Linked DNA regions of Mus musculus: region 1 is linked to region 2. Evidence: chromatin loops called from intact Hi-C (ENCODE). Cell type or tissue: gastrocnemius. All regions are shown on one strand.

Region 1 (5,000 bases), 130 kb after region 2:
TCAATATTGGCTTAAGTGGCGATGATCTGGTAGAACACACACACACACACACACACACACACACACACACACACAAACACACACAGACACACACCACCACCACCACCACCAATAACAACAACCAACCATTCAATAAAGAATGGGCCATCCTTCTTCCAACATCCATAGCCTGTGACATCCCTATGGTCTTGTCAGGACAAACCAGAGCCATCATCAGTCTCTTTCACCATCCAGCCAGCCATCTGACAATCTTTACTTCTCACCCAATGACACTGTGCGACATTAGCATTCAACAGTAGTCTGTTGGCATTGCAATTGACATCTAGATTAGCTCCAAGAAAGGATTTCTTGACATTAGCAGGAAAACGTTCAGCATTACCTGAGCTTGGTTAATGTCATATTTGAAATAATGATGTGCGGAATTCAATTCACTGCTCCTTTCTTTATCCTTTCAAGGGTTAGTGACTTAACTCACAAAATCAATCAGTGAAGTAGTGTTGTGAAAGAAAGAGTCCTGTCATCTTCCCCGGAATGGCTTAGGAATGCTTTCTCCCTCCGTTTGTCATCGGCCATCTGTCTGCTTGATGCTGGCTGTTTAAGAATGATTCCCCTCTAGGTCTCTGGTGGCCTTCTCATCTTTCCCTTCTCAGAGCCACTCCTTCATGGCTCTAAGAATGATTCCTGTCAGTGAGACTTAAGGGATGGCTTTCTGATTTTAAAATGATGGGAGGTGCCCATGCTGGACTGGAGAAAAGAGTGTGCTAAACGTAGGTGTCTAACCTCTGATCCATGGACTGAGCCTTCCCGTACATAGCCTGTACATAGCACGAGATATGTGCTCAGGTGGAACTGACCCAGTAATAGAGACTTCACCATAATTCAAGGCAGTCAGGGTAGATTGGTTCTTAAGCTAGTTTTAGACTTGCCTCCCTATAGCTGTCACTTCTTATTTAGTTCCCTGAGGCCATAGAGTATGCGCCTGTCTCCCAAGTCTTTCTGAATTTGAAAGCTGAAGTCATAGTTCCTGGGGGGACATGGGCTGCAAGCCCATCCCAATCACCTCATGCCCTGTGACCTTGCAACAGTGTGCCCTCAGTGTATGGGGCCCCTAGGCTGGACACACCTTCCGGAGGCCAAGGCATTTGGCCTCTACTCCTTACTTTACATATGCTTTAGGTATAGCATTTCTGCCTGTTAGTTTTGTCACTGCTCAGAGGGTCAGTTTACTGCACTGGGGGTCACAGAGTCCACTCTAACCCGGCCGCCTTGGTCACCGTGGGACCTTGGTTAACAGTCCAGCTGTCTGGGCCTGTTTCCTCATCTGTGCAATGGAGATTATAAGGGTGCCTGTTGCAAATGGTTGTCATGGCAAGTGAGATAATAGCTGGAAAATGCCTGACACATGGCACGAGCTCAGTACGTATTAGCTCTCTTTCACCTCCCTCATTCTCAGCCGCAGGGCCTGCCTAACAGCTGGGGGCATCTCCAGGCCTGTGTGTGAGGGAGCGCCAATGGGTGGGGTAGCAGGACAGTAAGCATATGGCCTAGATTTCCAGGGATGAGCCTAATTTTAAATATTCCATTCTGTGGTCATATCATGCATTAGACAATTTGGCCTGATTCTGAGTTTGAAAAAATAGGATCACATGGGCGGATGATGACATAGCACCAATGCTGCTCTCACGTAGCCCAGCGGGCCTGGGTTGGCAGAGCTCGGGTCCTGTCAGCACATAATGTGTGCACCTGTGTGGTGAAATTAGGCCAGGCTCGTACAGAGACCAGGCACCAGAGGTTAGAAAGAAAGAAAGAAAGAAAAGAAAGGAAGGAAGGAAGGAAGGAAGGAAGGAAGGAAGAAAGAAAGAAAGAAAGAAAGAAAGAAAGAAAGAAAGAAAGAAAGAAAGAAAGAAAGAAGGAAGAAAGATGTTTTAAACTCTGTGGCAAATGGGTGGGTTTCCCTGTACTTACCAAGTATACTGGCCTGGCCAGGGGCTGCTGTTTCATCTGGAATTGGGGGAGAATCCAGGCTGAGGCCAGTCTGTGTTTGATGACAGGTTGGCTGTGTGATCTCCAGCCTCACCTATGAGTCTGTGCACCCTGCTGTGAGGTGGGAATTTGGCTTGGGAGTCTTCTAAAGGTGTTTAGACTGGAAGTTCCCTGATCCCACTAGGGTGTAGTTGGTCCCATAGAGATGTTGCCAGCTTTGGCTTTCTTGGAACCTTCAGCCCACTGCTCCATCTCTGCTCAGCTCCGTTCCTTTCTCTGTCCCTCTTTCTGCAGTTCCCTCTCCCTCTTAGGCTCTAACTGGTCCACTTCTTCCCCTCAGATCTTCTACCCTCCCCGCCTTTCACAGTTGCTGGGGGACAGTTTTCTTCAGTAAACACCCCTTTACCCCACCACTGGAGGCCTCTTCTGCCGCACGCAGTGGCTCCGCCTGCACTCAGGGCACCAAGGTAGCCAATTTGGGGCTTGAAGAATGGGAGCTGGGCAAACAGAATAAAGATCCACTCTGCCTCCCATGGTCCTCTGCTGCCACCTTTCGGCAGTCCTGGGTGACACCATTCTGGGGGTTGCCTGGGCCCACAGGGGCCACGAATACTGCTCTAGCCAACAGGAATCCATTACTTTCAGTGTCCTGCCAGGCCTGATTTAAAGCTCATCCTGTAATCCGTCTTGCACCCCCCTCTGGGCCTGTCTCCTGTTTCCTTGCCTGTGAAATGGATGGAACTTGTCTTTGGCTCTGGTAGAGGTCCTTGAGGAGTAGGGGCTTGAGGGACACATGGCTTTGCATCCCATCCTGCCCCTACCACTTGCCTGGTGGGCGAACCGGTATGAATGCTTCCTCCTCCTTGGGGCCTTTAGACTTGAAATGGATGGTATGGGGAGACATAGATGAGAGAAAAGGGCCAAGACAGATTGCTACGCATCAGACAAACGGAATGTGGAAAAGGGCATATCATCTGTATCCACAGGCCTTGGCCACACTTCCATCTCTCCAGCCACACTTCCCCATTCATTTGCCCATTCACTCACTCAGTCATTCTTTCCATACAGAGTACAGACTCATTCATGGGGAAACAACATTCACTCTGCTCTGCCACTGGCTCTCTGAGGAGACTAGTCGGAATCTCCCTCAACCCCCCCCCCCCCACCTCCCGGCCTCTTACCCTTCCTCAGTGACACAAAAGGGTTAGAGCAGCCAGAGAGTTGGAATCCATTTCAAAAGGTGACTTTTCCAGCTGTAGGTATTCTTAAGACATTCTGGAAAACCAGGAATTCCACATCCCCACCCAGAGACCAAGCACACCACCCACCCGCCGACCTGCACACCCCAGAATGCCCCTGCCTCCATCCACTAGACCTCTGGGGATATAGCCTTTGCAGAGTTGCCTTTCCTCCTGTCAGCACTTTTCTAGGGCCAAACACTGGTCACAAGGCAAGCACAAAGAGCTACCCCCTGCGGTGGTATGAAGATTCAAAGCTCTTGCAACAGAAAAGTCTCTTAGAAGTCCCTGCTGGCAATGCCAACCCCAGAGACCCCAGAGTCTCGAACTAGGTCCAGGAAGAGCTGGCTGGAAGCCGGTTGAGTCAGACGCAGTCACATACTCCTCCTTCTTCAGGTTTTAAAGCCGCTGGACTTCTGTAGACCCACATGAAGACAAGGTCTCTATGCCCTGTAGAGGTCCCACCTGGTGGCTGGTGGCCTTCTGACCAAAGATCTATTCCCAGAAATTTAAAGCAGAGGTGAGGCCTGGGATAACTGCACACACATAACTACAGCCTCTCAGCCTGCCTGCCCACTGTGGGCAAGATGCCATGCACAAAATCCCTGCCAGGTAGTAGCTGCCCAAAGGAGAGGCTCCTCACCTAGCTGCCCCTGCAAGCCCCACCCCCAGCCTGCCAGAAGGGAGGTCTGCCCACATCTGCTGCTGGCCGGTACATCTGCAATGGATTACAGGGCTGGCCCTGGCTCAGGCTCATCCCAGATGTGGATTCCCCTGGAATGTGCCTTCTCTCTAATTGTCCAGCCTCTGAAGGGTCTCACCCCCCTTCATCCGCCCTGCCTCTGCTGCACCCCAGAGAGAGAGAGAGAGAGAGAGAGAGAGAGAGAGAGAGAGAGAGAGAGAGAGAGAGAGAGCAGCACGTGGAGGCCTTCCTCCTTTCCCACAGCTTGTGCCGGAACAGCCACAGCCGGGACCAGGGCCAGCCCGGTGGGGGGCCGCACTCTCCTCCATCCTGGTCCATGGGGTTGAGGAGCTGGAGGTCTCAGCCCATCCCCCCTTCTTTTTTCTGGGGCCAGGCACTGGGGGGCAGAGGGAGAAACTCTGGAAAACTCACTATAGGTGAAAGAATTTGGCTCCAAAGCGCAGTCTCCCCTAATCCCTGGCCCTTCCTGGGAATGCCATTAACCTTCCCAGCCCCACTGATGGAAAGAACAGGTCTTCTTGGCCAGGCCAGCTCCTTAGAGGCCTTCAAATGACAGCCTGGATGCATAGAAGTGGCTCTCCTGGGTCGCAAGGAGTATCTTCATGCCCCAGTAATTCTAACACACTCCCAAGGAGTGGTGTAGATTCTAGTGTTTCCATTTCTCAGATTCCCAGTAGAACCGAGTAAGCTTTAAAGCACACAAGCCTGGACTTTGGGTTTGCAACCTACGTTTGCCACAGCCTAGCTGTGTGTTCCTAGACAAGTGAATTTACCTCTCTTAGTCTCAAAATTCCTTTGTCCGAGATGAAGATGACACCATCATAATTTTTTTGACTGGGATTGTCTACTAAGCTGGGAGTTATTAAGCATGTTGCATGTCTTACTTTAAAAGAGTCATACGCACGAGGTGTTCTCATTACTTTTGTTTTACAGGTTATGAAACTGAGTTATTCAAAAGTTGCATAGCAGGCCTAAAGTAACACAAGTCATAATATTAAAGCCAGGGTTTGAAGACAGACTGGCCACTATCTGAGCCTTTGGAGAAGGCTTTGATAAATGGAACCCAATATCATCTG
Region 2 (5,000 bases):
TGGTCTGCTGATGTTGGTTTCCCCAGATGAGAGCTCTGTTCTCTTCCCCTCCTCCACCTCCTCCCAACAGAGCTTCCTTCTATGGAGCCTGAGATCGACTATCCTTTGTTTTGGCCACACCAAAGCCAAACCTGTGTAGCAGGCAACGGAGTGAAGGAAGCTGAACCCCACTAGGGAATCTGACACAGGACCAAGCCATGGGGATGAACCTCAGGTGCCAGGGAAATAGCCAGCTGTGGGCAGCCTGCCTCGGGGGCATAGCTCATACTGAAAAGAGAGATCTTAGACAAGCAATCCCAATCAGATGAGTGCCCCTGACCCCGGCTGCATGAACAAGGATACAAGTAACTGTGCAGGCCTAGAAGACCCTGGACCTTGCGGTTCAGCTGCAAGCTGTTGGGGAATCTTGGCCTGCCTTCCCTACCTGAGGCCCAGATTAGCCTCCCTCCTCCCAAGGGCTACAGCAGTAATTGAGAGCCAGCTGTGTACCAGGCCCAATGTGACATGCTCTAAGCTACCTCATATAATCTTCACTGTGACATCTGACAATGGGAATTCCTTTTTCTCAAGGTCTCCAAAACTCATGCACGTATAGATCCAGTATTTATTGAGTAGTGATGTACCAAGCACTTGGCTAAATGCTGAAGATCACAACTGTGGGTGAGGTCCTTTTTCTTTTGGGGATTCCGTTTTGTTTCTGGCCACAGAAAGAACTTGAAAGTGATTGGTTCCTAGATCCTCCTGCTTCAGTTTCTCCCTACAGGTGTAAATCCTCTTCAGCAGAAGTGCTCAGGTTGCTCTGTGACTGGAAGTGGGGAAAGCACTGTTCACATCTTGTCATCATGGCTCTTGCCCATTCGTTCCATCCTTGTCTAATTGATTGGCAACTACTTTCTTTTAACTGGGCTTACTTGGGGACAACACAAACCTTTGTGCCAAACTGAGCAGCAAGATCCGTTATATCATTTGGGCTGGTTCTGTTGTTTTCCTAATAAACCTTCAAGTGAGTATGTCCAGCTGTGGTTGTGGCTGTGGTTGCGGCTCGGTGGTAGAATGTTGACTTAGTGTGTGCAAGCCCCAGCACACAATAACTGAGTTGGTTACTCACGCCATAAGAATGCTTATTTATGCACTATAATCTTATAATACCAGTCGTATTAACATCTTCCTTCTGTGGCTCTGGGGAAGGATGAGGATAGAAAATTCGAGCCCCCCCCCCCTTCATGGAGGGGAATGTGGGTAAAGAGTGCCTTCTCACCTATGTCAAGAAGCAGCTTTGATAAACTCTGAACATACTGGGCCCAGAAATACCCCACTGTAAAGCTGTGTGGTACACGAGAGAAGCCAGAAAAGACATGAGGAAGAAGGGCGGTGGCTAGGTAGCCCTTAGAATGTGAGTGATGTCTCACAAACTCCCCAATACCTGATCAATCACTGATTTCCAGAAGACCCGAGGAAAATGGGATGGGAGGGAGGTCTAGGGCTGGAGCATCTTTGAGGAAGCCTGGTAATGTGTATGCATTATGCAGATTCTGTGTGCCCTTCATATGATGGCACAATTCAGGCCAAGTCTACCCATATTTGATGAGATTGGTGAGCCCAGATCATGGTGGCCACCTGGCCCCGACCAAATAACTTCATTGTACATCACTTGCCCTGTTTTACAAACAAGGAGGGAAGAGGACCTTCCTTACACCCTGGCTATGAGGAGTAGCTGACACAAAATGTATGAATGGAACCTCACCCAGATATTATCCTGAGTATTCAAAGAATTCAATACGCATGCTTTGGCTCCTTTGGTTCGCAAGGCAATGTTCCAGGCATCTGAGTGTGTGTGGAGGAGGGGGGAGGAGGGGAGGGGGAGGGATGTGGAGGGGGTGTGGAGGGGGCGTGGAGGGGGGGTGTGGAGATGAGCACAGTACTGTCCTTACAGCCGAGAAGCCAAAACAGACACACTGTTTGGTTTGAACCCTATGAAATGGCCAACATTCAACCAGTTTTTGGCCCACAACCCAGTACTACTCTGACATGCGGATCAGACAGCAAAGTAAGCACAGAACAGGACGGGGGTAGGAGAGAGACTTTCTGGAAGAATGAGGGCTGGCTCCTCCGAGCAGTCTGCTTCCAGAGACTTGAAGGTCTTGAAACGGTGGACTGCAGTGGGCTGAGAGTCAGCCAGGCAAGCCTGCCAGGCTGGAAGTCGTGAAGGACAGCTGAGCCCAGGGAGCTGGGTGGGACACATTGTGGAGGGTCTTAGCTGGTGACTTTGAAATTGAGCCTTAGGGGTTGGCAAACAGAAGCTGCTATCGTCCCTTCATGTTTAGTGAGCTGAGTGGCCCAAAGTGGCCCAGCAGCTTTGTAACTCTGCCACAGGAAGCAGGGGCAGCAGCAGGAGAAACTAGCCAAAAAAAAAAAAAAAAAAAAAAAAAGAAGGTTCTGGAACGGAGCTGGGAAAATGTATTCTTGAGTGGCCAAGGGAGGCTGAGGAATGTTTTCCCCTGGAGACCTTGTAGGGAAGTCTTTAATAAAGTCTGGTCTTAGAACAGTTCTGCCCAGAGGCCCTGGACCAGATGACCTATTTGGGCTCTTTCCAGTCTGCAGCATAGGTGATCTCATCGTTTCCTATTCCTCTGGATAGGGCAACCTCTCCCAATCACACTCACTGGGGCTATTCCTCCCCTTAGAGATCCCATGTTCCCAGAGCTGCAGCTCTTCCGGTTGATGATTCACAACATTGTCAGCAAAATCATGCCAGTGTCTAGCCGCCATCCTCCTTGCTGTCAGCCTGAGTCAGCATAGCTGTTCTCTCACTGTCCCTTGGAGGTGATAAAGCATAGATGAGTCTACAGAGACAAGGTACATCTCACCAACACAGGGGGCTTTTAACTCAAAGAGCCTAGATTTGAGTCTTGGCAAGTTGTATGAGCCTGAGAAAGTCTTTTATGGGCAGGGAGTAAGTAAACTGACATTTGTGGCTTGTTACTAGAGACTCTATACTTATTTGCTGAATGAATCTGATAGAGGCATTATTTATTTGATGGGAAGAACAGTGAGGCTCCATGATGCTCACCATTTATTCATGGTCCAACTGGTACGTGATGCAGCTACAGTTGAAGGAAGGTTCATACTTTAGCCTATGGTGGCAGCTGTTGCTTTATCATGTGCAGCCTTAATTTCTATTACCTATAAGCTGGTGGTAATACTCTCTGGTCCACTGAGTTACTAGGAGGAATCAAAAGATACATATTTGCAGGGTATGATGGCATATGCCTGAAATCTTAGTACTCCAGGGGGGAAGAAAAAAGGATCAAGAGTTCAAGGCTAGTTAGTTTGGGCTATATAGTGAAACCCTGTATCAAAAGTCAAAACAAAACTCCCTTCTTATGGCATGGGAGGGATATATAAACCCAAATGTGCAGATACTAAGAACTGTAAAAACTCAACCCTAGTCACACCTCTAGGCTTCTTTGCTTTGGTCTGGAACTCTTTTTCCATCTCAGCTCTTACTGCATTGGATTGTCATATACATGTCATTTACATGGCAGTGTAAGGGATGGAACCCTAGGGCCTTGTGCATGCTATGCAAGTACTCTTCCATTGAGTCATCCCAGCCCTGTCAAGCCTTTCTTTAGCATGTTTGCTTGCCTAATTCACTCGGGAGCATCTCCAGGGCATGTTGCCTGCCCTGGCTCGTGGTAGCGTGCAAGAAGCCCAGCTTAAGTGGCTCGTGGATTCACAGCTTTCCCCAGCCTTGCAATGCCTTTAGAGTTCCAATTACCCTCCCTCCTCTTGGCTCCAGACCCATCATCTCCCCACACAGAAGCTAGCATCCTCCCTCCTACCTGCCACTAGCCATGCTGACCTTGGCCAGCTGGATCCCAGTCTTCAGCATGTAGCTTTAGCCTCTTTGAGCTCTTTGCACAATTCCACTGCTCTACCGTTGCCAGGATACTGATAGAATAAATGACATGCTTCGGTTATGCTCATATGCTGTGCACTTTCCTACTTCTGTACCTTGGCTCCAGTGCTTTGGCAGAATGTCCTTGCTCACCCAATGTCCCCATTTATGAAGTCCCTCCTGACCACTCACTTTCAACATTCCATGCATCCCCGCTACAAAGCAATAACCTTTACAGGGCTCCCTGCACCTTCTACCTTCTTAGGAATCACCTGCATTCATTGTGTGGGCACAGGCAAGCTCCTATCTCTATTCTGGCCCTTGGCCTCCTATCTCTACCCATGTCTAGTGACTCCTCCCAATTTTGCCTTTTTATGATCTTGCTTTTGGAAAGGTTAGGAGGTGACAAGTCACAAAAGAGTCCCAAGTAGGACCTTCGAGGCTTGAGAGCATGTGCTCTGCTCCCGGGCCTACAAATCAGCTTCTCAGATCTTACATGCTAATTGGCTTGCTTAATAAAGGGATAAATAAATATCTGCTTAACATGATTACTGTCAGAGTCCTGAGCTCCAGAGCCTTCCCATCCTTGGGGTTTTACTACAGGAGAAGCTAATTAGCTCTAATTAGGCAACTCCCAGGTGCCTTAGACAGAGAAAATGGTGGGGGTAGATGGGGAGAGTGGAAGGCAGGTGGGGAGGGGGCAGGAAAGCGACCTAACTCACCCCTCCCCACTCCTGTGCAGGCTACTCAAGCCTGACCTGCTATAGACTCTTCAGGTACCTGGTTCAGAACTTCATCCACCTGAGATCAGGGAAGGAAACATTTGGAGAAGCTACCGGGTGCTGGATCCTGCACCAGCCATATTCTCTGCACAATCTCATTTGATTGTCATAGTGAAGCAAGAACTAGTTGTGGCCCTAATCTGTAGACGGGGAGATTGGGATATATTAGAACCAAGAACAGGGTGGCAGAGGTGCCCAGCTGGATTCAGTTCTGAGGCCACATGCATTGTCTGGCTATCACTGCCCCTTCCTCTAGAAAACAGTGTATGTAGTCTGTGGGGGCATCTTAGGGCAATCTGCAAGAGAGGTTTTCCAGAGTG

What was found. Hi-C counts contacts between places; a loop is a spot of excess contacts. Peaks named below come from ENCODE experiments on the same cell type or tissue, not always from the same donor. Only the 100,000 strongest peaks of a DNase experiment are listed, where the experiment ranks them.
Region 1: a loop joins it to region 2, with 2.6 times the contacts of the local background. A loop is called at or near these places in 10 of 42 quality-filtered maps.

What each region holds. Positions count from the first base shown.
Region 1 is chrX:99,655,723-99,660,722 of GRCm38, forward strand. No RefSeq gene overlaps it. Among named protein-coding and RNA genes, the nearest start is that of Gm41898, 53 kb to the right of the region's middle. In gastrocnemius, a CTCF peak has its summit at 2,529 (motif pointing left); DNase peaks (open chromatin) are centred at 2,136, 2,525, 3,837 and 4,209.
Region 2 is chrX:99,528,710-99,533,709 of GRCm38, forward strand. No RefSeq gene overlaps it. Among named protein-coding and RNA genes, the nearest start is that of Gm31155, 26 kb to the right of the region's middle. In gastrocnemius, no CTCF peak of the experiment used is centred here; DNase peaks (open chromatin) are centred at 2,079 and 3,755; H3K27ac peaks cover 209 bases.